Regions from separate parts of the Homo sapiens genome. Here regions 1, 2, 4, 5, 6 and 7 are each linked to region 3. Evidence: chromatin loops called from intact Hi-C (ENCODE). Cell type or tissue: heart left ventricle. All regions are shown on one strand.

The links. Hi-C counts contacts between places; a loop is a spot of excess contacts. Peaks named below come from ENCODE experiments on the same cell type or tissue, not always from the same donor. Only the 100,000 strongest peaks of a DNase experiment are listed, where the experiment ranks them.
Region 1: a loop joins it to region 3, with 2.4 times the contacts of the local background. A loop is called at or near these places in 37 of 110 quality-filtered maps.
Region 2: a loop joins it to region 3, with 11 times the contacts of the local background. A loop is called at or near these places in 57 of 110 quality-filtered maps.
Region 4: it touches region 3 in a loop (2.5-fold over the local background); 62 of 110 quality-filtered maps call a loop at or near these places.
Region 5: it touches region 3 in a loop (4-fold over the local background); 76 of 110 quality-filtered maps call a loop at or near these places.
Region 6: it touches region 3 in a loop (6-fold over the local background); 52 of 110 quality-filtered maps call a loop at or near these places.
Region 7: it touches region 3 in a loop (2.2-fold over the local background); 43 of 110 quality-filtered maps call a loop at or near these places.

The regions. Positions count from the first base shown.
Region 1 is chr6:27,762,887-27,766,886 of GRCh38, forward strand. It overlaps LOC100131289 (a long non-coding RNA gene), which reads left to right. Exons shown (of 3, transcript NR_038929.1): 3 at 1-301. Among named protein-coding and RNA genes, the nearest start is that of TRV-AAC1-5, 11 kb to the left of the region's middle. In heart left ventricle, no CTCF peak of the experiment used is centred here; no DNase peak of the experiment used is centred here; H3K27me3 peaks cover 3,105 bases.
Region 2 is chr6:27,750,080-27,754,079 of GRCh38, forward strand. TRV-AAC1-5 (tRNA-Val (anticodon AAC) 1-5) reads right to left here and starts at 3,393; the gene lies at 3,321-3,393. RefSeq lists enhancers at 2,587-2,646, 2,817-2,906 and a silencer at 3,357-3,496. In heart left ventricle, a CTCF peak has its summit at 2,355 (motif pointing left); DNase peaks (open chromatin) are centred at 2,293 and 3,342; H3K4me3 peaks cover 1,665 bases; H3K27ac peaks cover 579 bases; H3K27me3 peaks cover 242 bases.
Region 3 is chr6:27,187,387-27,191,386 of GRCh38, forward strand. No RefSeq gene overlaps it. Among named protein-coding and RNA genes, the nearest start is that of TRI-AAT5-2, 12 kb to the left of the region's middle. RefSeq lists a cis regulatory region at 956-1,842 and an enhancer at 1,051-1,616. In heart left ventricle, a CTCF peak has its summit at 1,618 (motif pointing right); DNase peaks (open chromatin) are centred at 1,102 and 1,369; H3K4me3 peaks cover 1,436 bases; H3K27ac peaks cover 886 bases.
Region 4 is chr6:27,470,835-27,474,834 of GRCh38, forward strand. It overlaps ZNF184 (zinc finger protein 184), which reads right to left and starts at 2,271. Exons shown (of 6, transcript NM_001318891.2): 1 at 1,895-2,271; 2 at 1,454-1,599. The coding sequence starts at 1,460. LOC105375001 (a long non-coding RNA gene) reads left to right here and starts at 2,290. Exons shown (of 2, transcript XR_926664.4): 1 at 2,290-2,475. RefSeq lists enhancers at 1,393-1,522, 1,853-1,942, 1,963-2,062, 2,123-2,282. In heart left ventricle, no CTCF peak of the experiment used is centred here; DNase peaks (open chromatin) are centred at 1,548 and 2,307; H3K4me3 peaks cover 2,894 bases; H3K27ac peaks cover 1,364 bases.
Region 5 is chr6:27,900,919-27,904,918 of GRCh38, forward strand. It overlaps TRX-CAT1-7 (tRNA-iMet (anticodon CAT) 1-7), which reads right to left and starts at 1,646; the gene lies at 1,575-1,646. TRG-GCC2-3 (tRNA-Gly (anticodon GCC) 2-3) reads right to left here and starts at 2,060; the gene lies at 1,990-2,060. RefSeq lists cis regulatory regions at 928-1,186, 1,412-2,484. In heart left ventricle, no CTCF peak of the experiment used is centred here; DNase peaks (open chromatin) are centred at 1,634, 2,023 and 2,333; H3K4me3 peaks cover 1,345 bases; H3K27ac peaks cover 336 bases.
Region 6 is chr6:27,893,396-27,897,395 of GRCh38, forward strand. H2BC17 (H2B clustered histone 17) reads left to right here and starts at 30. Exons shown (of 1, transcript NM_003527.4): 1 at 30-496. The coding sequence starts at 68. The coding sequence ends at 448. RefSeq lists enhancers at 1-3, 24-263, 654-793, 1,676-1,725 and a cis regulatory region at 2,129-2,413. In heart left ventricle, a CTCF peak has its summit at 2,287 (motif pointing left); DNase peaks (open chromatin) are centred at 236 and 1,086; H3K4me3 peaks cover 2,360 bases; H3K27ac peaks cover 1,044 bases; H3K27me3 peaks cover 53 bases.
Region 7 is chr6:27,501,565-27,505,564 of GRCh38, forward strand. TRS-AGA2-4 (tRNA-Ser (anticodon AGA) 2-4) reads left to right here and starts at 1,475; the gene lies at 1,475-1,556. It overlaps TRD-GTC2-7 (tRNA-Asp (anticodon GTC) 2-7), which reads left to right and starts at 2,180; the gene lies at 2,180-2,251. RefSeq lists enhancers at 886-1,165, 1,346-1,395 and a silencer at 2,196-2,315. In heart left ventricle, no CTCF peak of the experiment used is centred here; DNase peaks (open chromatin) are centred at 1,531 and 2,237; H3K4me3 peaks cover 1,573 bases.

The DNA.
Region 1 (4,000 bases), 580 kb after region 3:
TCCATTCGGAGGACAGGGCTCCAGCCACCGGCAGCTCTGAAAGAGTTTGAAGAATTTATTGTTCACAGATGGTATTTAAATGGACTTATTTCTAAAAGTCACATTCCTTTATTACTTATTTGTTATTAGAAGTACCCATTTTCATATGTGTTTAAAACTATTTGTGTCTCAAATTCTCAGGAGATTGATGCATCCCAGTTTACTCTTTTTGGCATATGTTTTTACTCATAAATTAGGTTAAATTTCATACTTGTTTTATAAAATTTAGTTATTTGGTTACATTAAAATATTTGTATCCAGATAAGAAGTCTCTTCCTTCTCCTATGCTTTTTTTGGAATTTAGAGCATATCTGAAATAAAATTAATTTACTTTTTATTACTAATTGGTTATATGCCATCAATTCATATTATTTCAACTATCCATTACTGTAAGCCAATTAGATTATACCTTTTTTCTTTAGTGTTTTTTCATTTATTAGTATTGATTTGTGCTGTTCTGTTGTGTTTTTTAGTTAAAGAAAAAATTATTCATGACACTAGCTAAACATGGTAAGGCAGATTTTATTCAAGGGGACTACTATAATGGAGTTTTGCAGTAGGGGAGATTGGGCTCAACTCCAAATACAAAAGAACAAGTGGAGCTTTACAGCAAAGGATCAGCGCGGGGGTTAATGGCTGAAAAATTACTAAGAAGTAGGGTAGTTCTTTGCTAAACTGATGTAACAGTATATATATAATTTTTTTTTTTTTTTTTTTTTTTTTTTTTTTTTTTTTTTTTTTTTTTGCTAAAGACAGGCCAGGAAGGCCGGGCTCGGTGGCTCACGCCTGTAATCCCAGCACTTTGGGAGGCCGAGGTGGGTGGATCACTTGAGGTCGTGAGTTCGAAACCAGCCTGACCAACATGGAGAACCCGCGTCTCTACTAAAAATACAAAATTAGCCAGGCGTGGTGGCGCATGCCTGTAATCCCAGCTCCTCGAGAGGCTGAGGCAGGAGAGTCGCTTGAACCTGGGAGGCAGAGGTTGCGGTGAGCTGAGATTGCTCCATTGCACTCCAGCCTGGGCAACAAGAGCAAAACTCCGTCTCAAAACCAAACAAACAATCAACAACACGCACGCGCGCGCGCGCGCACACACACACACACACACACACACACACACACACACAAAAGACAGACCAGGAGGCCAGGGTAATAAGATATCAAGGTGAGACATAAGGAATTTGGTAAAATATCGAGGGTGATCAGACCAAGGGTGGAGAATTTTCATTAAACTTAGCAGGATTCTTGCTAAAACTAGAATAAGTGAACCAAAGAAAAAACCCAAGGTCTGGGCTTTCAGTACTTATAAAGGAGGCTGACTAGAGTTGGGTCAAGAAGGTCTTTGTCACTTTAGGCAAGTAACTGAGTTTCCTTTAATGGTGGCAATCTCAACATTCCCTTGGAAAATAAATCCACATCTGAAATGTGAGTGAATTTGGATAAATCATATTCAGAAATCAGACACCCATTGACTCGCAGCTGCTCCAGTATGTGAGAGCTGTCAACAAGGACATGTGCAAGTGGTGTTATACCCTCCTCTTAGGCCTAATCTCCCAGTGAGGTTGGGGATGAACAGGGGCCCAGTCATCTGTTTGCAGAAATGAAACCCCAGGGTGCAGTCAGAGAGACTTTTCCTACGCTATTTCGTGGTACTTTGCGCCATTATCATTCCGTGGGTTCGGTCCTCCAGGCCATGCCTGAATATAAGGTTCTCACTTGCCTGGCCCTCATCTGATTAAGGACAGAAGTACAGGGTCCTTCTTTCTGATCCACTCAGGTCTTTAAAGTTCAAGCTAAAAACTCTTTCCCGGAGAATGCCTCCAAGTGCCCCCCAGCATGGGGGCAAAGAGCAGTTTAATGTACAAGGGGTGAGAAAGAGGGTGGGGAGAGGAGAAATTGCCTCCCCAATCTCTCCTTCCCCATGGAGTCCCTTCTGCGTCCTCACTCCTGGCATTGGAGACCAAGGGGACAGAAGCTGAGATAGGGCCCTGGATTGCCTTCCCTAAAAAGATGTCCTTCAAAGCTTTGCCCAGCATATCCTGTTGCCCCTGAGGTATATAACCCAGGGTGGGTTACCTTTCAGGGTCCCTTAGCTGTGGTACAAATGAGGACCATGCAGTGGAGACTCCATCCACCCTGACAGTTTTCTTGAACCTTGGGGGACTGGCTTGCTGTGCATCTTAGGCTTCTGTTGTCTCTTACTGCCTATCTGTGAACAATAAACCTGATTCATATAACTTGTGGCATGTGAATGTATTCTGTCTCATCTGACTGAGGCAAATAGTAAAACTGCAGCCCAGGATGCTGTGGGTGGAAATGTTCTGATTCCTGGTGGTTAGCATAGTAATGATTTTTGCTATTCTTCCCTCAGTGAGAGTTCTCCTTTGGGATTGGTAATTAGTGATCCTGCTTCATAAAATTGGTATAGCAGCACAGTCTGGTCTGACAGAACCATGACTTATGGGCTAAGAGGGAGGGGCAATGTCCTTCAGTACCCAGTCCAGGGAAGAGAGGTCAGTCTGGGGGTGCAGGAGCCAGACATGCTGCAGGATGTTTTATGGGGAAGGAGGAATGATAAGTGGGACATATGTCACCTCCCCACAGATGTGAATGAGCTGGCTGCATGGATTGAGGCAGAGAGAAAGGAATGTGGAAACAGAGGAGTGTGAAACTCTGTCCCCTAGCTTTGGGACACATATGTGATTGCTCATTCCCCAGGATGGAGATCTTGGGAAATGGACACTCAGACGCTAAGACACCCAAGAGGTTATAAGAAAAGTCTCTGAGGCACTTAAGAAGGAATAAATGTGCATGATGCAGCCCGTCTTTACCCAGCAGTGCAAGAATGTTGGGGTAGCTCAGCAAGAAACCATCAAAATGCTCTCCTTCACAGAAAGACAAATTAGTGATCTCAAGGACAGCTATGGGCAAAAACCAAGAGAAGACATGTTTTCTTGGCTATCTCAGGTAGTTGATGAGGAGTGACAGAACATTCTGCTGTCATGAAAAGAATGGCACAGCCTGGGTAGATTGGCTCACAACCCAGTGTTGCAGCAGATGTTCAGGGTGATCCAACAAGCTACAGGTGTAGATCACCACGCCCACAAGCTGGAATCTTTACTTATTTGGTTGGTGTCTAGCATTCTAGGCTCTTTTCCCATCCAGGGTGGTTTGCCTAAGCTTCCATTGTGCCCTTGGCAGTCAGGACATGAGGCTGGCACAGCCTTGTGCAGGGTGGCCCCGGGCTCATGGCTATCCAACCTCCAGAAGGGGGAATTGGATGATACAATACTGTTTAGATGCAATATTGATGACTTCATAGAGCAGGGCCCTTGGCCCTGGCATAATCAATTGATTTTATTTCTTCCCCTTGGAATAGCCTTTGGCAAGGCCATCGAAAAGCTGTATCGTACTCTGCTAGCCTGGCAGCAGAATGGGGGTCAAATTTGACAAATTTAATCTGACAATTAAATACAAAAGGCTAACTTGGGAGGGGGCAATCCAAGGGCTGGTAGTGGGGCAGCCTCCAAGTGCCCCCACTCCACAGACTGTGGATCTGACTGACGCAGCAGGGGGTTCCTAAATAAGAGATTGATGGCCTCCCCCCATCTGATACATGCTATCAGAACCAATCAGAGGGAGGCCCTTGCAGTTCACAGAATCAACAGGTGCCAACCATGCAGGAGGAGTACTGGGAAAGGGAAGTCTATAGACAAGTGGAAACATTGGCACCCCCTTTAGCCTCTCTGGGAGAGTCATCTTCCCTGGCCCTAACACAAGTTCTCTGTACCCACACCTTTTTAAACTGAAACAGGTGTGGAACCAAGGTCTCCACTGGCCTCAGCCTGGCCCTCTGACCCTGCCCTGAGACTGGAGGCATTATGTACCTGTTAGAGTGGACATGGAGGCAGATTTTAATTTACATGGAACTGCTAGACACTGAGGCCCAAGCCACTGTAGT
Region 2 (4,000 bases), 560 kb after region 3:
GCGTGCTGGTGGGCACCTGTAGTCCCAGCTACTCGGGAGGCCGAGACAGGAGAATTACTTGAATCCTGGAGGCAGAGGTTGCAGTGAGCCGAGATCGTGCCACTGCACTCCAGCCTGGTGACAGAGCATGACTCTGTCTCAAAAAAAAAAAAAAAAAAAAATCTTTATTATTTCGTCCCTTCTGCTAACTTTGGACTTAATTTGTTCTTCTACTTCTTTGAGGTATAAAAATTAGATTGTTTAACCGGGCACGGTGGCTCATGCCTGTAATCCCAGCACTTTGGGAGGCCGAGGCGGGCGGATCACCTGAGGTCGGGAGTTCAAGACTAGCCTGACCAACATAGAGAAACCCTGTCTCTACTAAAAATACAGTATTAGCGGGGCGTGGTGGCGGGCACTTGTAATCCCAGCAATTTGGGAGGCTGAGGCAGGAGAATTGCTTGAACCTGGGAGGCAGAGGTTGCGGTGAGCCGAGATTGTGCCGTTGCACTCCAGCCTGGGCAACAAGAGTCAAACTCTGTCTCCAAAAAAAACAAAACAAAACAAAACAAAAACAAAATTAGCCGGGTGTGGTGGTTCACATCTGTAATCCCAACTACTGGAGAGGCTGAAGCATGAGAATTGTTTTAACCTGGGAGGTTGCAGTGAGCTGAGATTGTACCACTGCACTCCAGCCTGGGTGACAGAGCGAGACCTTGTATCCAAAAAAAAAAAAAAAAAAAAAGAAAGGAAGAAAAAGAAACTTGGTGTAATTTTGATCTTAATTTTTTAAAGACATGCTTTGTAACCTAATGTGATCTATCCTGGAAAATGTTCCGTGTACCCTTGAGAAGAATGTATGTTCTGCTGCTGTTGGGTGGAATGTTCCTAATAGGTCTATTAGGGCCATTTGATTTTCTTCTGATTTTTAACATATGGGGACTATGACCTCCCTCCCTAGACAGGTAGTATATGGGGACTACCTGTCTTTGGTACTGTAGATGGCACACGACCTGCACCTTCCGCTGGAGCACTTTTTTTCTACCCTCCCAACCTGGATGCAGGTCTGGATCTCAGCCCTAGTATATGGGGACTATGACCTAGTATATGACCTAGTATATGGGGACTATGACCTCCCTAGACAGGTAATTCAGGGAATTTTTTCTACTTTTAATTATTGTGACCTCTAGTGTTTACTTCAGTTAACATCTGTAACTTTAGTTAAAAAGGACAAAACTCAAAACACCAAGGGGGCAACAGAGACTTGAAATTCCAGTAGGACCGTAGTTTTTGTTCCTAGTGGACCAAAAGGACTTACATGATTCTTCTGATTTTATGAATTCTGTCAGATTCTTGGAAGTAAATGTAATAGGCTGTCCCTTAGATAAAATTAGACCATAATTCAGATTCTGTATATTCTGAGATGATAAAGGGTAGAGGAGGCCATTATTAAAATGGCCTTAAATGTCATGCATGCTAGACCTTTAACTACTTCTCTAGTCTTACTTAAAATCACACCTTTTTTTGCTTTATGTACGCTAGCTACACTGGCCCTAGTGTATTAATTCCTCTTATTTATAAGGTTATCTCCCACCACAGGGCCTTTTTACATGCCATTTCCTATTCTTGGAAAACTCTCCTTTCTCCAATGCATTCTCTGGACTCCAAATCAATAAATAATTTTCTAGGGACTTTCCTAAACATTTAAGTGTGTGACACCTGCATTACTCATAGCAAAATGTATCTCTCCTCGTAGCAAGTTCTACATTAGTTTGTAAGGCAACTTGATTAATGTGTTTCTCCCTCAATGGAATGTAAGTTCTATTAAGGCAGGTACAATGTCTGTTCTTGTTCACCAATGAAGCCCTACTGTCTAACACATAGACTAGTTTATAATAGGCACTCAGTAAATATTAGTGAAAGAAATGTGTCACCTTCGCGCGGTGGCTCATGCCTGTAATCCCAGCACTTTGGGAGGCCGAGGTGGGCGGATCAACTCAGGTCAGGGATTCCAGACCAGGCTGGCCCATATAAGAAGCAGCTAACACCCCTAGGGCTGAGGGCTGAGATGGAGCACGCAAGTATTCTCTTCCCCACCAGGGCTGAGATCCAGACCTGCATCCAGGTTGGGAGGGTAGAAAAAAAGTGCTCCAGCGGAAGGTGCAGGTCATGTGCCATCTAGAGTACCAAAGAAAAATGTTCATGGGGAAGTCTGTTACCAGAGATGCTCTAAAGGAGGTTCCCCCAAAGTACTGCTGGCCACCATGCACTGCAGGAGGTTCCTACTAGGTAAACTGCTCAGGCTGTGGGAGCCAGGCCACTGTGCACAGTAACGCCAAGAGATTATTTCCTCCAGCAATGTCTCTCCATCGCCCTCTATTGACAAAATTTAATATTGAGCTAAACTGCGACAGAAAATATTTAAAGGGCCCAGCTCCGTTCCATTGTTATGGAGCAAGGAAAAGTGATTTTGCTGCTGAGAGGTAATAAATAGATAACCGGACAGAAGAGAAAATGCTGACTTTCTTTGGACTGGTTCGAATTCAAACACACTTTTATATCCTTGTCCAAGTGCACAATCCATGGTGAAAGTTTAAGAGCTGTCAAAAAGTTTGTTTTGGCCGGGCGCGGAGGCTCACGCCTGTAATCCCAGCACTGTGGGAGGCCGAAGCGGGTGGGTTACCTGAGGTCAGGAGTTCGAGACAAGCCTGGCCAACATGGCGAAACCCCATCTCTACTAAAAATACAAAAATTAGCGGAGCGTGGTGGTAATCCCACCTACTCGGGAGGCTGAGGGAGGAGAATCGCTTGAACCCGGGAGGCGGGGGTTGCAGTGAGCCGAGATCGTGCCACTGCACTCCAGCCTGGCAACAACAGCGAAACTCTGTCTCAAAAAAAAAAAAAAAAAAAAGTGTTTCCTCTCTGTGCTTCAGCAAAAAAAGAGCAAATCCAATTCCCCGAAGGGCTCAAAGCGAAGCGCTCTTCCTTAGAAATCCCCGAGGAAACCCCCTCCACGAAAAACCCGCAAGTGCTGCTCTCTGGATTCCAAGAAAGCCTGTCTCACCTGCGAGGTGCAGGCGGGTGGAGTTCTGGGACTCCGGTGCCTATTGGGATTGACACCACCGGGGTCACTCAGACGGAGATCAGAAAAGGAGGATGAGGGTGAGGGTTCGGCGTGGGGTAGAGAAAGGTGTGACGCGGGATTCAGCGCCACGTCGCTGGGTGACGGAAGGAGTACAGAAGTTGAGGGTTCACGTGCTCGGCAAAAAGCAAAGATTCTATTGGTTCAAATGAAAATACTCAAAAACAGAATTAGCGATAGAAAAAAAAGCGACTCTCTTTGTTTCCGCCCGGTTTCGAACCGGGGACCTTTCGCGTGTTAGGCGAACGTGATAACCACTACACTACGGAAACCAACGGTTACAAAGCTTCTTCTTTTTGACCTAAAAGACTAGTCCTGAATTCTCCCCCTTTCCCTCCACCCCCACCTCCGATTTTTTTTTGATTATGGTGAATTACACACTTTCACATTTACTATTTATAATATAAAAACTCGATGTCCTAATTTAAGTTGAGGAACATTTGATAAATAATCGGTTTGTACTTTTTTGTATAATAAACTATATTTCCCAGTAGTTACTTATACAAAGAGGCATAGAATTAATTTGGGAAAGGTAATTTGTTAAGATTTATGCATCTATGAATCTATGAACTAATTTTTAAACCTATTTCTAGTATTTAGATGTTCTTCCCATTGTTTTATACTTTAAAAAATACTGATTAGTTTTCAAATTTATAGATATAAATGTTTTAATGTTATATAATGTTTATATAACATTATATATAATGTTATATAATGTTTATAAGATATAAACATTTTAATGTTTAGTTGTAACCAACTAGTAGCTTCAATGATAACTCAATTCGAAGGAATTCTATAAAAAGTAGAACATTATGCTTCCCATAACAAAAATAATAAATAACTGGCTAATGACTTCACCTGACTGTAGCGTAGTCTTTG
Region 3 (4,000 bases):
TTCTCGGTGGTACCTTCTCTTCTCTTTGTGCTTTACTGCCCCTCCTGCAGCTTTCCAAACCCTGAGAGATTGAGCTCTGCTGACCCAACAGGGTGTCAGCTGTTTGGGTTGCTGGACATTCTCTTGAAGATACATTGGGAAAAAGGCTTATGGGGCCATAAACTGGCAATAAAAATATGGGAGAGTAAGTTGTGGAAAGCCACAAGAGGCCTCTGAAGAGGAAAGCCTTCTTATCGCCATTATGTTCCCATGCTCTGAGTGCAACCTGCTCTCTTATCTATAAACACTGTGTTCAAGAAGAAAGACACTCCTTTGAAGCGTTGGAATGTAGACAGACGTGCAGGCTCCTAGTTAAGCCCGCTCCCACTAGCTACTCTCCAATAAGTTAAAGATACGCTGTTTGGGCACAAAGGAGATTCATTTAAACCGCTATTGCTATAGATTACGCCTGTAACACGCTGCCTCCCTTTCACCATTTCGCCCTAAATGTCTGCTTTTTGGATCTAAGTGATTGTACTCAATAAATAGTGTGGAGACCAGAGCTGGGCGCCTTTTGCAGCCTCCATTTTGCAATTGGCCCCCTGGCCCCCACTCTTTATACACTCTTAACCTGTCTCTTCTCATTCCTTTGTCGCCACCGGACTTTAGGTACCCTAAGGGTGGTATTGAGGCTGGTCCCCAACATTCTGGTGCCCAACGTGGGGCTCGAAAGAATCTGATGAAGGAATGCTCGAGCGTGTGAAACGGAGGGCTGATGGACGAAGGACTCCCGAGGACGAAAAAGTTTTTAAGCTCTGCAGGTAAGCAGGGCACTTGGAGAAAGCCAGGGACACAATGGGGAAAACTGAAAGTAAGTACACCACGTATTTGAGCTTGCTAGGGCGGCTGTTGAAGCGTGATGGCGTAAAAGTTGGTACAAAAAATCGTATGAATTAATTTCATGCTGTAGAACAATTTTGCCCTTGGTTCCCTGAACAGGGAACTTTGAAATTAAGAGATTGGGAAAGAGTTGGAAAGGACCTTTAAAAAGCACGTAGAGAAGGAAAGGAAATTCGTTTGCCTGTTTGGTCAGTTTGGTCATTGGTGCGTGCCGCACTGGAGCCATTTCAGACAAATGATGAGGCTGAGTCAGAGGAGGAGAAGGAGGAGTTTGATAATCAGGACTCTGAAACGCCTCTACCGAGTACTAGCCAAAAGGAGAGTCCGGAAGTAATTTATGCCAATCCCCCCAGTCTTCCTAAACCTATTCAGAAACTCATTCAGCTCAGGGTTCCTCAAGAGGAATGTCCGGAATGGCCACCTCCTCCTCAGCCGAGTGAGTGCAGGCGGAGGGAGCCTGAGACTCCGCTGCCGAGACTCGGCTGGCCGCGCTCATTATTGCCCGACCCGCAGTTCATTATGGAGAGGGGGTAATTCAGGTTCGCCCTGCAGTTCATTACAGTGAAGGAGCAATTTCCCTTAAAATGGATGACCCAGCGCCCTGTCTGGGTCGAACAGTGGCCTAAGGAAAAATTGGGGGCGCTTTATGAAATAGTTAAAGAACTACTAGAAAAAGGATATATTTCACCCACTTTCTCTCCTTAGAATTCCCCAATAGTTGTAATTAAGAAAAAGTCCGGTAGATGGCACATGCTGACCGACTTGCGAGTGGCCAACGCTGTAATTCAACCGATGGGAGCCTTACAACCTGGGCTCCCATCCCCCACTATGCTCCTTAAAGACTGGCTGCTCATTATTATAGATTTAAAAGACTGCCTTGTTTTACAATTCTTTTAGCAGAGGCAGATTTCGAAAAATTTGCCTTTACTGTCCCTGCCATTAAAAACAAAGAACCTGCAGCCAGATATCATTAGAAGGTTTTACTCCGGGGTATGTTAAACAGTCCCACAATCTGTCAAACTTTTGTAGGCAGAACTATCCAGCCTGTTAGAGATCAATTTCCAGATGTGTGCAGCAAAAAATAGAGATCAACCTATTCAATGTTATTCATCTTTACAAAAGGCAATTACAAACGCTGAATTGCGTATAGCACCTGACAAAATTCAAACAACCACTCCTTTTCAGTATTTGGGGATGCAAGTACAGGATACAGCCATTAAGCCTCAAAAGGTTCAAATTTAAAAAGATTATTTAAAAACCTTAAATGATTTTCAAAAATTGTTAGGAGATATTAATTGGATTCGGCCCACCTTAGGAATTCCTACTTATGCTATGTCTAATCTCTTCTCAATATTGAGGGGAAATTCCAACTTACAAAGTAACAGAGAACTAACACCGAGGCCATAAAAGAGTTAAAAGTAATTGAAGACAAAAATTCAACAAGCCCAGGTCAGTAAGATTGACTCAGACTCGCCTTTACAATTCATTGTGTTCCCTACTTCACATTCCCCAATGGGGGTTACTGTTCAAAATAATGATTTAGTTAAATGGTCTTTTTTTGCCACATAATACCATAAAAACACTCACAGTATATTTAGATCAGATGGCAATTCTAATTGGACAGGCTCGTCACGAATTGTTAAACTTTGTGGCACTGAGCCCAATAAGATTATAATTCCAATAAATAAAAATCAGGTAAAACAGGCATTTATTAACTCAGTTACATGGCAAGTTAATTTAACAGAATTTGTTGAATGTATTGATAATCATTATCCTAAAAATAAAATTTTCCAGTTTTTAAAATTAACTACATGGGTTCTTCCAAAAATTCCTTGTGATGCTCCTTTGGAAGGAGCTGTGACTGTTTTTACTGGTGGGTCTAGTAAACATTAAAAAAAGCGACAGTCTGGTGGAGACCACATAATCCAATCACTCGATCTGAATTTACTAACATTCAAAAAGCTAAGGTTATTCTGTTTAATTATTAAAGAACTTTTACAGCCTTAAGTTCGCTCTGGAGCCCAGTCTGTGTGTTCTTTTTCTTCAACTTCAGCAATTGCTAAACCAAGATACACATCCTATTTTTATTACACACATTCGAGCTCACAGCTCTCTGCCTGGCCCATTGGCTTACGGCAATAATCAAGCAGACCTTCAGGTTATGACATCACTGCTTGACCAAGTCACCCAATCACATCAATTTTCCCACCAAAATTGAAAAACTTATCTAAATAATTTCAACTTACACAGAGGCTGGCTAAGCAAATTATCCTACAATGCCCAGATTACCAGCTCACAAGCACGTCCCCTCCTTCAACAGGTGTTAACCCTAGAGGATTAGAACCTAATCCATTGTGGCAAACAGATGTTAAACACATCCCTAAATTTTGGAAACTAAGATATGTACATATATCCATTGTTACCAACATTCATCTAATTATTACACATTAAAAAAATAAAAGAAAAAAGTAAAGAAAAAAGACTAAAAGAGACAAAAATCAAAACAAGATGCAAAAAAAAAAAAAAAAGACTGTGAAAAAAACGAAGTAGAGGCCGGGAGCGGTGGCTCACGCCTGTAATCCCAGCACTTTGGGAGGCCGAGGTGGGTGGATCACGAGGTCAGGAGATCGAGACCACGGTGAAACCCCGTCTCTACTAAAAGTACAAAAAATTAGCCGGGCGCGGTGGCGGGCGCCTGTAGTCCCAGCTACTCAGGAGGCTGAGGCAGGGGAATGGCGTGAACCCGGGAGGCAGAGCTTGCAGTGAGCCAAGATCGCGCCACTGCGCTCCAGCCTGGACGACACAGCAAGACTCCATCTCAAAAAAAAAAAAAAAAAGTGGAAAAAGGGAAAAAAAATCGGCTGGGCGCGGCGGCTCATGCCTGTAATACCAGCACTTTGGGAGCCCAAGGCGGGCAGATCATGAGGTCAGAAGATCGAGATCATCCTGGCTAACATGGTGAAACCCCCGTCTCTACCAAAAATACAAAAAATTAGCCAGGCATGGTGGCAGGCGCCTGTAGTCCCATCTACTTGGGAGGCTGAGCCAGGAGAATGGCGTGAACCCAGGAGGCAGAGGTTGCAGTGAGCCGAGATCGTGCCACTGCACTCCAGACTGGGCG
Region 4 (4,000 bases), 280 kb after region 3:
CCACAAAATAAAGAAAATACAAAGGCTTTTAATGAAACTACTTTGGCTGATTTAATTCTGAGAAACTTAGAATATATATATAAAAAAATCCACTGTAAAAAAGACTTGAAGTACAAAAAATTGAAGAAAAGTATGGACCAAACCTACATTATTCACATGACTAATATGAATAATGTTAAGACTTCTAATGATATTATCTTTAACAAAGGCAAAAAAAGGACTGCATGATAATAGTTAGGTCAAACCAAACTTGATTGCACAGCCATACCTAAAGAATGTAAAGACAACACCAATGCAGAGAGAACTCCATAGGGACATGTCATAAGCCTCTATCCTTACCCTGATCTGTTCAATGACAGGTAGGAAGAAATAGAAGGAATATTCATCAAATCCGCTAGTGGCATTAAGTTAGAAAGGACAGTTAAGGCACTGAATAACTAAATTAGGATTCATAATCATTCTGAAAGCCTAAAACATGTGACCAAAAAATTGAACAGTCATAAATGTAAGTCATGACATTAAGGATAATAATAATTCCATTACACAAAAATGGTGTAAATCTAGATCACTGCAGTTTATGTAAAAAAGATCTAAAGTTTACAGTACATCACTGATAGTTTTTAAAGCAAATGTGATCTAATGCCAAACAGCGGAAGTATAATCCGAGTCAAAGGAAGTAGTACATTATCCTCTCAGGTACTTTTCAAAGCACATCCAAAGAGCTATGTTTACCATTAGGCACTGCATTTTAAGAAAAATGCTGACAAGCAGGAGAGTTTTCAGAGAAAGGTCTAGATACATCACATAGACCAATCAAAAGAAGTGAGGCTATATTGCTTAGAAAAGAATTTATGAGGAGGAGTTGTAACAGCTGAATTCACATATCTTAAGGGCAGCAGTGTGAAAGAAAGAACAGACAGTTTCCTTTTCTTTGGAGGACTAAGAACTAAGATCAACACAAAAGTTACAGGGACAAGTACATCTGTTTAATATAAGAAACTAAAAAAGAAAGCCAACAAGGGAATAGTCTGCACCCAAAATGGCGAGTTTAATGCCACACTAGTTCGGGCATAGGGTTGACAGACAGCCGTCTGCCAAGGAGATTTCAAAACTGACTCTTTCATTGAAGGGATAATTGCCAAGATGTCTTCTGACTTCAAGATTATAATTTTAATATTTAATATTCAGAAGTCATGTGGGGATCACAGATATTCTGAATGATTATGTCTTTTCATTCCCCAATGGAACGAAAGAAAAAAATAAACTCCTCTCCCAAGTATCTCTCTATAAAACAGAATCTCTCCCTACAATGTAATTCGGTTTCTTTGCTAATCCCTAAGCATACCGTTCCTTCCTTCCAAATCTCCTGCTCTGATCTCAAGTATTTGATACTCCAGTCATGACTGTTCTCAAGCCTCCATCACCCCGCTCTCCCCCAAGTCGACCCCACTACCTTCCATCTCAGGAGCTCATCCCGTTCCTCTGGAACTTGAACACCAGGGTTCGCCAGGCAGCGTTCCTTCAGCTGGTATCTCGGTCTAGGACTCAGATGTCTAACTCCCCTTGCAGGGAATCTGCAACACGCTGAGGTTGTCTACCCTAAAAGACACAGGATGGCGTCAGCAGCATACGTCACACAATCACACATCAGAGTCTTGCAAAGTGACCAAGAGGTGCTACACAAGAGAAGTGCCCCAAGAGAGCACTAGAGAGGTGTGTGGCACTCCGATGAACAAAACAGAGTGGAGATCGGGTACGCGGGTTCTGCTTCAGATCCAAAAAACCCTTGGTGCCCACCCTAGAATCTGGCCGGGGCATCCACAGACCTGGTGTGTTCCCTCTGTGCACACTTGTGACTCACACCCCTGCGAGCTCGGATAACACGAAGACACACCTGTTGCAGAGCGTTAAAGCTGGAAGGTGGACAAACAGGGCGGGGCCCGGCACCCGACTTCCCCTTAGGCCAGAACAAAAGAACAAAGCCCTCCAAGGGATCAGGGCGGGACCGCCCCGCACAGAAGGAGGCGAGGTGCGCCCCCTTCGAGGACTCCCCAGCTTTCTCCTGCAGAGGCCTCTAAGCGCGAAATCAGAAGGGTGACGTCACGAGTCCGGAGGGCTGGCTGTTGCCATGGTGATACCTGAGCTCCCCTCCCCCTATAGCGATCCACACACTCTGATCCCGGGTCCGGAAGCGCATTGACCGCCACCAGACCTAACGCAGGGAGCCGAAGCAACTGGACTTCCAGCGCGCCAACCTCTTTCCACGCCTACAACCGGCTTCAACGGTCACTTCCGGTCGTTACGAGCGAGCCCCGCCCCGCACGCCGGCGCCGGGCGGGCACACTGGACCAGCGTTCCCAGAACACTCCGCGAAGGTGTTCCTGAACTTCATTTCCCAGAGGCTTTAGCTAACGTGTACTTTCGCCCTGCGATGGGCCGCACATTTTCGCCGCCAGTCTTTTGCTCCTGTTTCAGGTATGCGTGTGCATTGTAAACTTGTCTGACTGAACTGATTATAAGAAATGCACGTCTACTGACCGAGCGCAGTGGCTCACGTCTGTAATCTGAGCACTTTGGGAGGCCGAGGTGGGTGGATCACTAGGTCAGGAGTTCGAGACTCAGCCTGGCCAATATGGTGACACCCCGTCTCTACTAAAAATACAAAAATTAGCCGGGCGTGGTGGCGCGCGCCTGTAGCTACTCAGGAGGCAGAGGCAGAAGAATCGCTTGAACCCGGGAGGAAGAGGTTGCAGTCAGCCGAGATCGCGCCACTGCACTCCAGCCTGGGCGGCAGAGCGAGACTCCGTCTCAAAAAAACAAAACAACAAAAAAAAAAAAAAGAAAGAAAGAAAAGAAAAAAAAGAAATACACGTCTACACACAGTTTTAAAACGCAAACAATCGTTACCTTTATTACATGTTCTACCTTCTATTTTCTGTTCTACTCTTTTGTCGTTTTGAAAATACTGGTAGTTACCCATTAAAATTGTTTTCACGACTCTCAAATGAGTGGCGACCAACTTTTTTTTTTTTTTTTTTTTTTTTGAGACGGAATCTAGCTCTGTTGCTCAGGCTGGAGTGCAATGGCGCGATCTCGGCTCGCTGCAACCTCCACCTCCCGGGTTCAAGCGATTCTCCTGCCTCAGCCTCCCGAGTAGCTGGGATTACAGGCATGCACCACCATCCCCGGCTAATTTTTGTATTTTTAGTAGAGACGAGGGGGTCACCATGTTGGCCAGGCTGGTCTCGAACTCCTGACCTCAAGTGATCCGCCCGCCTCGGCCTCCCAAAGTGCTGGGATTGCAGGCGTGAGCCACTGCGCCCGGCCCCAACATGTTTTTCTAATGCTTAAGGAAACCCGGAGATAATATTCCCATGTTTTGCCACTTAGTAAAGCATTTTATATGCCTGTGTCAGCGAGCACATAGCTGCAAGTGTAGCCCATGGCCAGTCTGTCACTGTGTCCTTGGCAGAAAAAAAGAATCCAACAAATCGGTAGGTTTTTATATTTAAGACATGGCACTTGCATTTTATTATGCTGGCGTGCATCCCCAGCATTTGGATAAGGGGCCAAGGTCAAGTCTCTCAGACTGTTGGCTGACAAACATTAAACCTGGAAATCCTAACAGAGTGTATGAAAAACAATTACAGTCAAGGGAACATGATAGAGAAAGCTTCGGTCATCTTAGAGAATGCATATATTGCCATGAAGAGAACATTGGTTTAAAAAAAAATGTTCAAGAGAATGAAAAGACAAGTCACAGACTGGGAGAAAATACTTGCAAAGTACATATCTGATAAAGAACTGATATCCAAAATATATAAGAACTCTTAAAACTCAACAATAAGGAGACAAACCGATTAAAAAAATAGGCCAAAGACCCTAACAGATGTCACCAAAGAAGATATGCAGATGGAAAATAAGCATATGAAAAGATGCTCCACATATGTCCTCAGTGAAATGCAAATTAAAACAATGGGATGCCACTATACACCTGTCA
Region 5 (4,000 bases), 710 kb after region 3:
AAAATTCATTTCTTAAATAGGATCCAGGAGAAAATAGAAAGTAGAGTTCCATTTTTCTTGGCTTTTTTTTTTTCTTTTAGATAAATCACATGTGCCTCTGATTATCTGTGTGATTAGAAAGTTTCTTATTGAGAACAGTGTTGGAGTTTGAGACCACCCTGGCCAACATGGTGAAACCCCGTCCTTACTAAGAATAAAAAAAATTAGCTGGGAGTGGTGGTGCTCACCTGTAATCCCATCTACTTAGGAGGCTGAGGCAGGAGAATTGCTTGAACCCAGGAAGTGGAGGTTGCAGTGAGCTGAGATGGTGCCATGGCACTCCAGCCTGGGCGACAGAGCAAGACCGTCTCAGAAAAAAAATTGTATTGCCATGGGCCTATATATAAGCAAGAGTGAAAATGAAATGGGACAGATGAACATCAAAGTCATAATAGACTTGACCTGAGAAAGTCGATAACAGGTCTGGGGATGGAGTTGAAGAATACTTAAATTTCATGAGTGTTTTCCTCTTTTCTCTAAATATAAAAGAGACTTGTAGTTTACATGTCATGATGTTAAATAATAGATCAAATCCATGTGGTCACTTTTGAACTGTTCTATACTTTTTTAAAAGGTGAAATAAGATCGTGAGTAATGAGGAATACTGATGTTTCGGTTTGGTGAATTGGAAATTGTGGCTATTAACTAATATTTACCAACTCACCAGTATCTAAGATGTGCCAGGACTTGTTCTAGGTATGATGGCAACCACAATGCCAAAACACAAAAATCTGTCCTTGTAAATTTACTTCCCATGAGAGAGAAAATACTAAATCAATAAAGACACAATATGCTGCATAGTAATAAGTGCTAAGGAAGAAAACAGACTAGGAGCAAGACATTTTTTGGAAGAGTTGTTATTCAAAATAACTTCACGGTCTGGCGAGAGGGTTCACGCCTATAATCCCAATACTTTGGGAGGCCAGGGCAGGATAATCATCTGAGCGCAGGAGTTTGAGACCAGACTGGGCAAAAAAAGTGAGACACCTTCCTCCCACCCCACATCTCTCCAAAAAAAAAAAAAAGAAAAAAATTCAGCTGGGCTAGGTGGGGAGCACCGGTAGCTCCAGCTACTCAGAAGGCTGCTTAAGCCCACAAGTTCGAAGTTGCAGTGAGCTATGATCGCACCACTTGCACTCCAGCCTGAGTGACAGAGTGAGGCCCCGTCTCAAATAAAATATAAAATATAATATAATATAAAATAATAAAAATAAAATAAATACTTCCAGTTCTCTTTAACTGAATCTCTAAAAATTAGCTACCTGTAAACTTGGAACTCTAAACTAAATTATAGTTTACAAACTGGTAGTATGCTGAGGTGGAGATATTTCAGCTCATGGACTTAGTATCAATTCCTGCTCTTTAAGATGGGGTACCTCTAATTTCTTAACTGAAAGCTGCTTCCTGATTTTCTCCTCAAAGGCATGTGAATACTTCCATTTGCTGTCACTTTTCCTTTGAGTGAGCTGGCAAGGGAAGGAAGGTTGGTGAGAGTAAGTCGTAAGTATCTTTTTAGAAAAAGAAAAAAAAAAAAATAGCAGAGGATGGTTTCGATCCATCGACCTCTGGGTTATGGGCCCAGCACGCTTCCGCTGCGCCACTCTGCTCTATACGGTAGTGATATTTGCAGTGAATTCTTTATGATGTTTTCCTCAAAACTTGGTGGGGATTCTGGTTTTTTGGTATGGTTAAACAAATCTGATTTCCACACCCCACCAAGGGCCACTAGTTCTATTTATGCTGCAAACATGAGGATGAGTTCAGCGTGTATTGGTATCAAACATTATGAAAGCAAAAAAAACCCTCGATGTTTCTGTAAGAAAACAGCATGTCGCTGGCCTGCCTGCTTTATCATGTAGTCAAAATGTAAGGGTAAGGCAAAAAAGGCATAGGGAAAATATCCACCTTCTGAAATAGAATACGTAGTTTTCAAGAATAAAACGTCATCGTTGCATTGGCCGGGAATCGAACCCGGGCCTCCCGCGTGGCAGGCGAGAATTCTACCACTGAACCACCAATGCCTCGCGTACAAAAGAAGCCTTGTCGTCTCTAGGAAGGCTTTGTCGTCTTTCAGGAATCCAACTAATACCATAGGCTGTGTTTTCAAAAAGATATTTAGGTGGCTTTCCGTTCTTATTGAATAGAGCCTCTTAATAGAGCCTTCTTCCCTTCTTTTCAGGAAGAAAAAAATCCCTTTCACTGTAACTTCAAAGCGTCTCCTGCAACACTGGAGGCTGGCCCACGTGTGGGCGGCCCGGCTCCCGCACGGTCTCTGCGGCGAGGTTGGACTGCTCTGGCTGGGCCAGCACCTCCGCCCCGCGGGTCGCGGGCGCCTGCTCTGACTATATATAATAATATAGCCAATTCTTTTGATTAATATTATTGTGGCTACCTTTTCCAACCTTTTACTATTTACTTATGTGTGTCATTATATATACATTTATATACACATACACACACACATATGTATTTTATTTTATTTTATTTTATATATTTTTTGAAACAGAGTCTCCCTCTGTCACCCAGGCTGGAGTGCAGTAGCACGTTTCATGGCTCACTGCAACCTCCGCCTCCCGGGTTCAAGCGATTCTAGTGCCTCAGCCTTCCAAGTAGCTGGGATTACAGGTGTGCTGCTACCGTGTCCTGCTAATTTTCATATTTTTAGTAGAGACGGAGTTTCCCCATGTTGGCCAGGCTGGTCTCAAACTCCAGACCTCAAGTGATCCACCCACCTCAGCCTCCCAAAGTGCTGGGATTACAGGCGTGAGCCACCATGCCCGGCGAATGTCCTTATATTTAAAGCACCTTTCTTATAGACAGCATATAGTGGGCCTTGCTTTTTTATCAGTCTGATGATCCGTGTCTTTTTGTTGGAGCATAATGTGGGACACATTTTGGTACTGGAAATGATGTTTAAAGAAAAAACCTGTGACATATTTATGGGAATATGATTGTTACTCAATGTAAATAATTTAGAAAAGTAAAATACGATAAATATGACAGTGTATTTTGTGTCTATATTTAAATTATACACAGAGAGACAGACGGTATTATCTTCCTAATAATTCCACTATCCATATGGTGCTAATACTTATGCACCTTTTAAAAAACTATATCGATCTCTTATATCTGCAAAAAAGATTTTATTTTTTCACCAATTTTTGCCCTGTGGTCAACTCAGTGTATGTACTGAAAAATGATATAATCTATGTGTTTGTTGTTTTAAACAGGAAAATGTATACAGTTTACAAATTCTCATGATAGATAGTAATTATACTACAAGTAGGAATAAAGTTGGATTCCTGCTAATTTCCTTAAGAATCTAAAATTTAAAAAATCTGATCCTTCAAAAGTAAATTTTATGCTCTTTTCTTTGGAAGATGATGGACTATATAGCCCTAAGTGATACAGATGATGCAGTACCATGAATGATGGCCCTTCCCAAAAGATATGTCTACGTGATAATCACTGGAATCTGCAAATGTTACCTTATATGGAGAAAGATGTGATTAAGAATCTTGGGAGGAGGGATTTATTCTAGATTATCTGAGTGAATTCTAAATGCCATCATGAATCCCTGTAAGAGACAGGTAAAGAGGGATTTGACTGAGGCTCACACAGAAAAGAAAGAGATGAAAATGAAGCCAGAGCTGAGAGTGATGTGGCCACAAGACAGGGACGAGCAGGGCATGCCCATAGTCACTAGAAACCAAAAAAAGCAGAAACAAGTTCATCACCACCACCACACCTCGTCTGCCCACCCACCCACCACCCTCCAGAGAGAACATGGCCTTGCTAGTACCTTGATTTCAGACTTCTGGCTTCCAGAACTGTGAGATAATAACTTTCTATTGTTTTAAGCCGTCAAGCACATGGCAATTGGTTATGAAAGCCCTAGGAAACTGATACAGTTGATTACTTCATTGTATCCTTTATTTAAATATTCCATTATACCCCATTT
Region 6 (4,000 bases), 710 kb after region 3:
ATAAATAGGGCATAACCCAGCTTGTCCTCATTCTTGTTATTTGAGTGCTCTTTCACTCTCCTCCGCCATGCCCGACCCGGCTAAATCTGCTCCTGCCCCCAAAAAGGGCTCCAAGAAAGCCGTAACCAAGGCCCAGAAAAAGGACGGCAAGAAGCGCAAGCGCAGCCGCAAAGAGAGTTACTCTATCTACGTGTACAAGGTGCTGAAGCAAGTCCACCCCGACACCGGCATCTCATCGAAGGCCATGGGCATCATGAACTCCTTCGTCAATGACATCTTTGAGCGCATCGCTGGCGAGGCTTCCCGCCTGGCGCATTACAACAAGCGCTCGACCATCACCTCCAGGGAGATCCAGACGGCCGTGCGCCTGCTGCTGCCCGGGGAGCTGGCCAAGCACGCCGTGTCCGAGGGCACAAAGGCCGTCACCAAGTACACCAGCTCCAAGTGAGCTCTCGCAGCTGCCAGCAATCCAAAGGCTCTTTTCAGAGCCACTCACGCTTCCAGAGAAAGAGCCTGTGCATTTTGCTTGTAGTCTTTTGGGTGGACTCCGGCCGGCCTCCATTAGGAGGGAAGACGGCGGGAAAAGGTAAGCTAAGCTCCCTAGGCTTTTTGCGTGTGAGTATAGACGCTCCATCAGACAAATTTAGCTTGGGTTCTTAGATACCCTTGGGGAAAAAGGCTTGCAGTTGTGCTTTAAGCTATAATTACAAGTTTGCTTTCGGTTTTCGGTTACTCTTTCCTTTTGTGTTGTTTTTTTTTTTTTTTTTTAAATGGAGTCTTGGCTCTGTCGCCCAGGATAGAGTGCAGTGCCGCGATCTCGGCTCACTGTAAGCTCCGTCTCCCGGGTTCAACCAATTCTGCTTCGGCCTCCTAAGTAGCTGGGATTACAGGCGCCCGCCACCGTGCCCGACTAATTATTGCATTTTTAGTAGAGACGGAGTTTTACCGTCTTGACCAGGCTAGTCTCGAACTCCTGACTTCGTGATCCACCCATCTCGGCCTCCCAAAATGTTGGGATATCAGGCGTGAGCCATCGCGCGCGGCCGGGTTATTCTTTCAGTGCCTGTAACGTCCCCCTTCTTTGATTGGTCAACGCTCTATTTGAAAAGCCCGCCAAGGGCTGCAATTTGCCAGATAGTCTCATCCGGGTTGTTTTTCGAAGAGGTTCTCCCGGAATGGAAATGACCGTTATCTGCAGGAGTGCATCGGACTCTGGCGCCAAGAGCTGGAAGCTGTGAATTAACCGTCCCTCTTACTGCAGTTGTACGGATCCTGGGTGACATTGACTTACCGGTGTCCATTTTCCATACACTTTAGAGAATAGGCATCTCGTCTGGCATCGCTGCAGATATGTTAGGGTGGGTTGAAATTATTGGTGTCAAAGCGGGACGGGAAACATTAAAGGCTAAGGAAGCTCCTTTAGGATAAAATGTTGAACAAAGAACCTGGCAACTTGGGAAAGCCGCTTTTTTGCAATGTTAATCAGTTGGCCTTGGGGAGGGAGGTGTGCCAGGATTAGCTGGGGCGGGGGCAGCGTTCAGGCTGGGATTTTAAAGTCCATGATTAGGAATCCTGAGATAGAAGTTGGAGAACCCCGCGTTTAAAGAGAAGCGGACCCCAGAAGAGATCACAGAAATAGGAGGTAAACCAAGAGCGTGCGAGTACAAGGGAGTGGAGACTTTTCAAGGCATGATCCCCTCTTCTCAACAGTGCCTGAATTCTCATAGCATTGCATCCTCTGCCACTGCGTTATCCCCTCTTCAATAAATTACTTCTATTGTAAATCTTTAGCAGCAAAATAGCAAGCCCCTCCACAATTCCACTCCAGGCTTTAAAATCACCCCTTAACTTTTCCTTTATTTTCCTGACGTCACTTCCTTTGCAGCTATGGGTGGAAGGCTATCTCGGACGAATAGTCTCGTCTCTGTCACAGGTGACAAACAGCCCCGAATTATGCCAATTGGTTAGTGGGTCGTTCAAAATACATTGTAGGATTTGCCGTTCACTTCCCTAAAATGTTCTCTTCCCCAGTCCCCGTACCTTGTCATTAAAGTTTGGTGCCTCGGGCTTGGCGACAGAGCTTATCGACAAGCTAAGTTACTTGGAGAGCAGTCCCCTGATTTCATCATGTTCTTTAACTTGGCATCACATTTGCCCCCTCCTTTCATTCCTCTTCGCTCTCTTTTTCGAGATTCGTTTCTCCCTGCCCATCCCGCGTCCTTGAGAGAACATCTGAGGGGTGATTATCCTCCGAGTGGGTGAGAGAGTACGTGTGGCCTTCTCCTGCCATCTTGTGGCAAAAAAGCAAAAGCACAAGTTCAAGGCGTTGTGTTTTCCAGCCCCAGTTAAAATGCTTTCTTCTTAACTTTCTACTGAGTCAGTGGGCTAGGGCAGGGTTTCCATTTTTCACTCCTTTTAATTGCAGGATTCAAGTTTCTTCAAGAGTTGTTAGTGCGGAGGTTAAAAGGGAGCGGGAGGGGGGCGGGGGAGTTAATAGGAAGAGCGAGGAGTGGGTAAAGGAGAAAGTCCTGTTGAGCTTTGTGATCTGGTCAGAGCTGTCCAAAAGAAATAAACAAATAAAAAAAGCCAAAATGCTTTATACCCTAAAATAAATAATAATACGATCGTGCTTTCTAGTTCTATTAGATTAAGTCCCCACACTTACAACTCAATTTAACCTTAATTATCTGTTTAAAGGCCCTGTCTTCAAATACCAACCACACTGAGGGCTGGGACTTCGACATGAAGTTGTTTTCTTTTGTTTTGTTTTTTGAGACAGAGTCTCACTCTGTCGCCCAGGCTGGAGTGCAGTGGCGCAATCTCGGCTCACTGCAACTTCCACCTCCTGGGTTCAAGTGATTCTTCTTCCTCAACCTCCTGAGTAGCTGAACTACAGACAGGCACCTGCCACAGCGCCCAGCTAATTTTTGTGTTTTTAGTACAGACAGGGTTTCACCATGTTGTCCAGGCTGGTCTTGGACTCCCAAAGTTCTGGGATTACAGGCGCGAGCCACTGCACCTGGTCTGTTTTGGGGGAACACAATGAAGTCCATAACAGCACTTAAGACCATTTTCCATGCTTTCATCCCGACTTTCTATTCCAAGTTCTCCTTTATAAAATATCTACATTTAGCTTAATTTGCAGATAAGGTGACAGTTATGATATTCCTTAAACCAGAAGTTAAAAGTCAGTTGCTAACAAAGGCCCAGCACATTAGAGCAAAAACAGCTGGATATTAAAAAGCACGCCTTATCTCTATAAAGAGAGGTGCTATTTGCTATTTTTCTTGAAACACCCAGACTTCTGGCATATTTCATTTTTCCAGTTTTGATAGAGATACTTGACCAAGATATATTTCACTGTTTTCTTAATTCTGCTGTAAGAACAACCATAGCACAAGCATATTGATAAATGCCAACTAATATGGAAACTAACAGGACCAGTGGTAACTTGAGAACTGAAGACAAAACCTGTGCAATTTGATTTCACTGATTTCTCCCTTCTAGCAATGCAAGCACAAGGACAGTGTGACTTCCAATTTTTCAAGAGTATATGCAGCTTAATGTGAAATATTATAAATTTTCAATACTGAGAGCTAATAAAATATATATATCATGGTACAGACTATTAAAAAAAAATGTCTGTTGACTTCATCAAGTCCTTCACCTCTAAAGTAGAGATCTCATGAAGCCCTTCATCCTTGAAGTTGAGATCTCTGGACATTAACAAAGACTCCTGTATCCATGACAAGCTTTTCACCAAGCTGCTCTTTCTGCCATCAGGGCCCAGATCAAATGCCCCGGCCTTCCCAACTTTCTAAATTCTCAGCTGAAAATAATTCATTCCTCACTTGGCCCCTCTGGATAAAGCATCAGGCCTCACATACATCAGGCATTGAAGAGTTATTTTCTGCTAGTTAAGTAAACAGATACAGTGAACTAAAAGAAAAAACAAAAAATTCAGTTCTCACAGCTATGAGGTAAAAGTGGTGAAAGGTAT
Region 7 (4,000 bases), 310 kb after region 3:
TTTTCTTAAAGGTGTCATTTTCCATCTCTATAAGGAAAGAGTAATTGATACAGAGTAAGATGCTTTGATTTCAATACTCAGTAGCCCTGTGAATGTACAAAGTTCTCTTATCCGGACATTTTTCTTATTGTAAAAGTGGGTGGCAGCACCTCATGGAACTGTTCTGAGAGTTACATGAGATCCTGAATGTGAAGGCATTTTCTAAAATGTGAAATTTAGAATAGTTAGATAGTAGCATTATTTTTACTGGTTCAATATCAATGCCATACCACTCCTTATTTCTTCAAACAGATAACAAGGTATTACAATCATCTTGTAGTCTTAAGGAAGAGTGGGAACACTTCAAGTAAAAATACAAATAAATACATATACTTTGCTTGAAAATTTGAAAGAGAGAAGAGCTAAAAGAAGAAAACGATGAGGAGCTATGATTCAACACCTCAGATAAATTAGTATTAACTTTTTTGTTTTTACACAACCAGTTTTTAAATGCGTAAGTATGCAATGGCATATTTTAGCCTGTTTTTCCATTTTTAATTTTCCAATTATATAATTAATGCAGTCTGTTTTTCCATTTTTAATTTTCCAATTATATAAATAATGCAGATTGTTTTTATGACAAATGTAAAGAATACAAAAGTAATCGAAATTGATATTTTAATCTCTCACTTACATTCCATTTTGCTCTTTTGTTAGATTGGTGAGCGTCCCTTCGGATGTTTTTAATGGACTTTAATTTGGGGGTTCATTCGATATAAATAGAACTATTTATGTTCGCTATTTTGTGGATTAAAGTTTACACACATTTCCAAGTAAAACGATAAGAATCTAATTCTTTAACAGCTGCATAGTACCCTGTGATAGGAATGCATCACACCATTCCCTTACTAGTTAGCATATTTACATGCTATATACAAACAATGCCACAGTGGACATCCTTGCATCGTAACTATGTAAATCATGTAAATCACCAGCTGTTTCTGCCCATTTTCCACTTTGATCAAAGTGCTGATTTCCCACAAGTTATGCAATCTTCCAAAGTGTCCAGGGCTATCGGAAGACAGGCTGTTCAAAGGCAATAGATAAGTGGGGGCCGTAAGTTAGGGTCTCAGTCCACTTGTTAATTAGCAAAGTTTAGTTCCAGTTGCAGAGACTCCACTGCCAGAGCTCAGACCACAGCCTACTTCCGGGCGCCGACGGGAGCTCGCTCACTGTTTACTAACGTGAAGTTTGTATTCTTTGTTTGGAACGCTGATGATGCTCATCCTCACGCGGGAGTACTCTCATTCCAGTGCTCTTGTCCAGGTGGCACAGGAGGTTGGCTTTTTTTGCTTTTTTTTTTTTAACCAAACTCTCGTTGTACCTGAAAGTTTGCGTTCAACTCACAAAGCCCATTTTCTTGTACCTAGATAGTAATTATCCTGATTTGCATTTTCTCATGTCTATACCGTGAAAAAAAACGTTGTGATTCTGTGTAGTCGTGGCCGAGTGGTTAAGGCGATGGACTAGAAATCCATTGGGGTCTCCCCGCGCAGGTTCGAATCCTGCCGACTACGAGTTCGAGGTTTTAGATAATTAACAACAGAAAATTTAGAAGAAAGAAATTTAAGCCAACTCACGTGTTGCGAACTGAATTTGTTTGGTACTTCCCCGATCCTGAAACCCCACAACAATGGAGGGTGGAAGTTACTGAATACCTACTATTTTCATAAGATTATGGGTACCTTAATTAGCAGATACCTAGTCATTTTCCCGTTAGCGGTACCTTTGTACGGTTCTTGGGGACGCCTCTCGTTTCCCTGCCTTCCAAACCCTCCTGAAGCCTATACCTGTTACAAGTCTTGATAGTGCTTTCCTCTTCATGGAAATTTAGTCCTAGTCAGAGGTCCAAGTCTTTGGTCAATTATCAGTTTCTGTGGAATCAATGGTTCAACTGCTTTGGTCACCCGGTCTCGCTGGTTGCAAATGACTAGAAACACTGTCAGAGATCTCGACACCACCACAATCGAAAGACCAGGCTGTCCTGACAGACCCCGTCGTTTTGGCTTAGGCGGCAGATTAAAGTGTAAATTCGCCAAGTATAATCAATTTAGTAGAATACAAACTTACAGACTTAAAAAAGTGGGCAAGAATACTTAAGTTTATTAGAGGTAGTCAAAACTCGCTGACGCAGAGTTCTTCCTCGTTAGTATAGTGGTGAGTATCCCCGCCTGTCACGCGGGAGACCGGGGTTCGATTCCCCGACGGGGAGAAAAGTTGCTTTTTGCATCTTCTGCCCACTGATGGCCCCTACCTGGCTCTGAGAGCAGAGCTGCGGTGGGACCCCTCTGCCATTCCTCCTTAACTGCCAATGGACCCTCTCGACTTTCCTCACTCCTAAGACCGCTGCTCTGATCAGAGAAACATTCCAGTCAATTCTGAAACCTCAAAGTCACAGTTACTTTAAGGCCCATAGGAGAATCTAGGTTTAAATGACACAAAATGTACTCATTAAAAGTTAACGAGAATACAGTTGTCTAGCATCTGCCTCTTATTTGCATGGTCAGAAAGCTCATGTAAATGTTCAAGTCCTCCATCCTTCTAGACATCAAATCTTGGAATGAAGATATCGACAAGGCCCAGCTGGGGGCTCGTGTATGCCCCAGCTGCAATGGCTGACCTGGGCAACTCCAAACTATAGAATCCACAAGATGTCGATCAAATGTATGAGGGAAGATGACAAAGTGGCCACAGACTTTTGAGGAGATTCCCAAGTTTCAGGAGCACATGAGGAATGTCAACACTGCTGCTTTCAACAATATCTGAAGCTTCAGGCAATGTGTTAGTGAATGTATGTCAGATTTAAAATAAAAATTGAGCTACCTGAAATGGGGGGGGGGTTACTTAAAAAGCCATAGCAATCAGGACAATGTGATACTTGCTCAGGGGGTGTAAATTGGCTCAATCACTTGCGAGAATGACTTAGCATTATATATTAAATCTTGAATGTATACATGTACTGTGACTCTGTAATTCCACCCATAAGTATATCTCTCCAACAAAAATATTTATTTATATTCACTGAAATACATGTACAAGAATATTCATGGCAGCACTAGTTATAATAGCCAAACTGGAAACAATACAAATGCCTCTGTGGAGGAATTGGACTTTAAGAAGTGCCTTGACATCAGGGGCTGATTTCAAAGAGTGGAGATAGTGGAAAGTTGCCTGTCAGAGCAAGAGCAAGGGCATTTAGGGGTTGCTAAGACAGAGGAAACTCAGAATAAAAGTGGGCAAGAGGGGTGAGAACATTCCTATATTTGGCACCCTGCTAGCTTCTCTTTTGTTCCATTCCTTCAATCTCCTGGCCTTTCTCCTCTCTTCCGTTTTCTTGTTTTTCCACATCTTTTCGTCTTCTCCCTCGACCTTTTCTTCCCAACTTTATTCTGTATGAGAACCAAAGTACTGAGTGTCTGAAGTTACACTGTTTCCTGAATCTACTGTAAAGCCCAGATAAGTGTTCTTGGTCTTTGAATGTGCTGGAGAAGATAGGAAGAATAGACTGGGGCCAGAGAACTTCACCTTGAATTTTTCTAAGCTGTAAGATGAAGACATTTAACAAAATCAATAGAATAAAAATAATAAGGGCTTGGCAGCCAGAGGCTAGCTTTAACATCCACTTCCTGTGGTTTAATAAACCTTTCCCATTCTTGGGCTCTCGAATTTTTAGGCCGAGAAGATACAGTGTGTGTGGTACTGTCTACAAACCAACGAATTTATATTGAAGCTACAATCACAATCATTGTTATTGCTGCAAAACAGGTAATGCCTTGTTGCTGTTGAATGACAGTCCCTAAACTTGGGCTAACAAAACACTTAATACACTATAGGCAAAATCTTCACACACCAGACAAGCAACTTAGACTTATCTACAGAGAAAACTCGATGGAGTCTGACTTCGATTCTCAGAGCTTGTAGGTGAGGAAAAGAGAATTGCCTTCCTCAAATCAGGATTAAC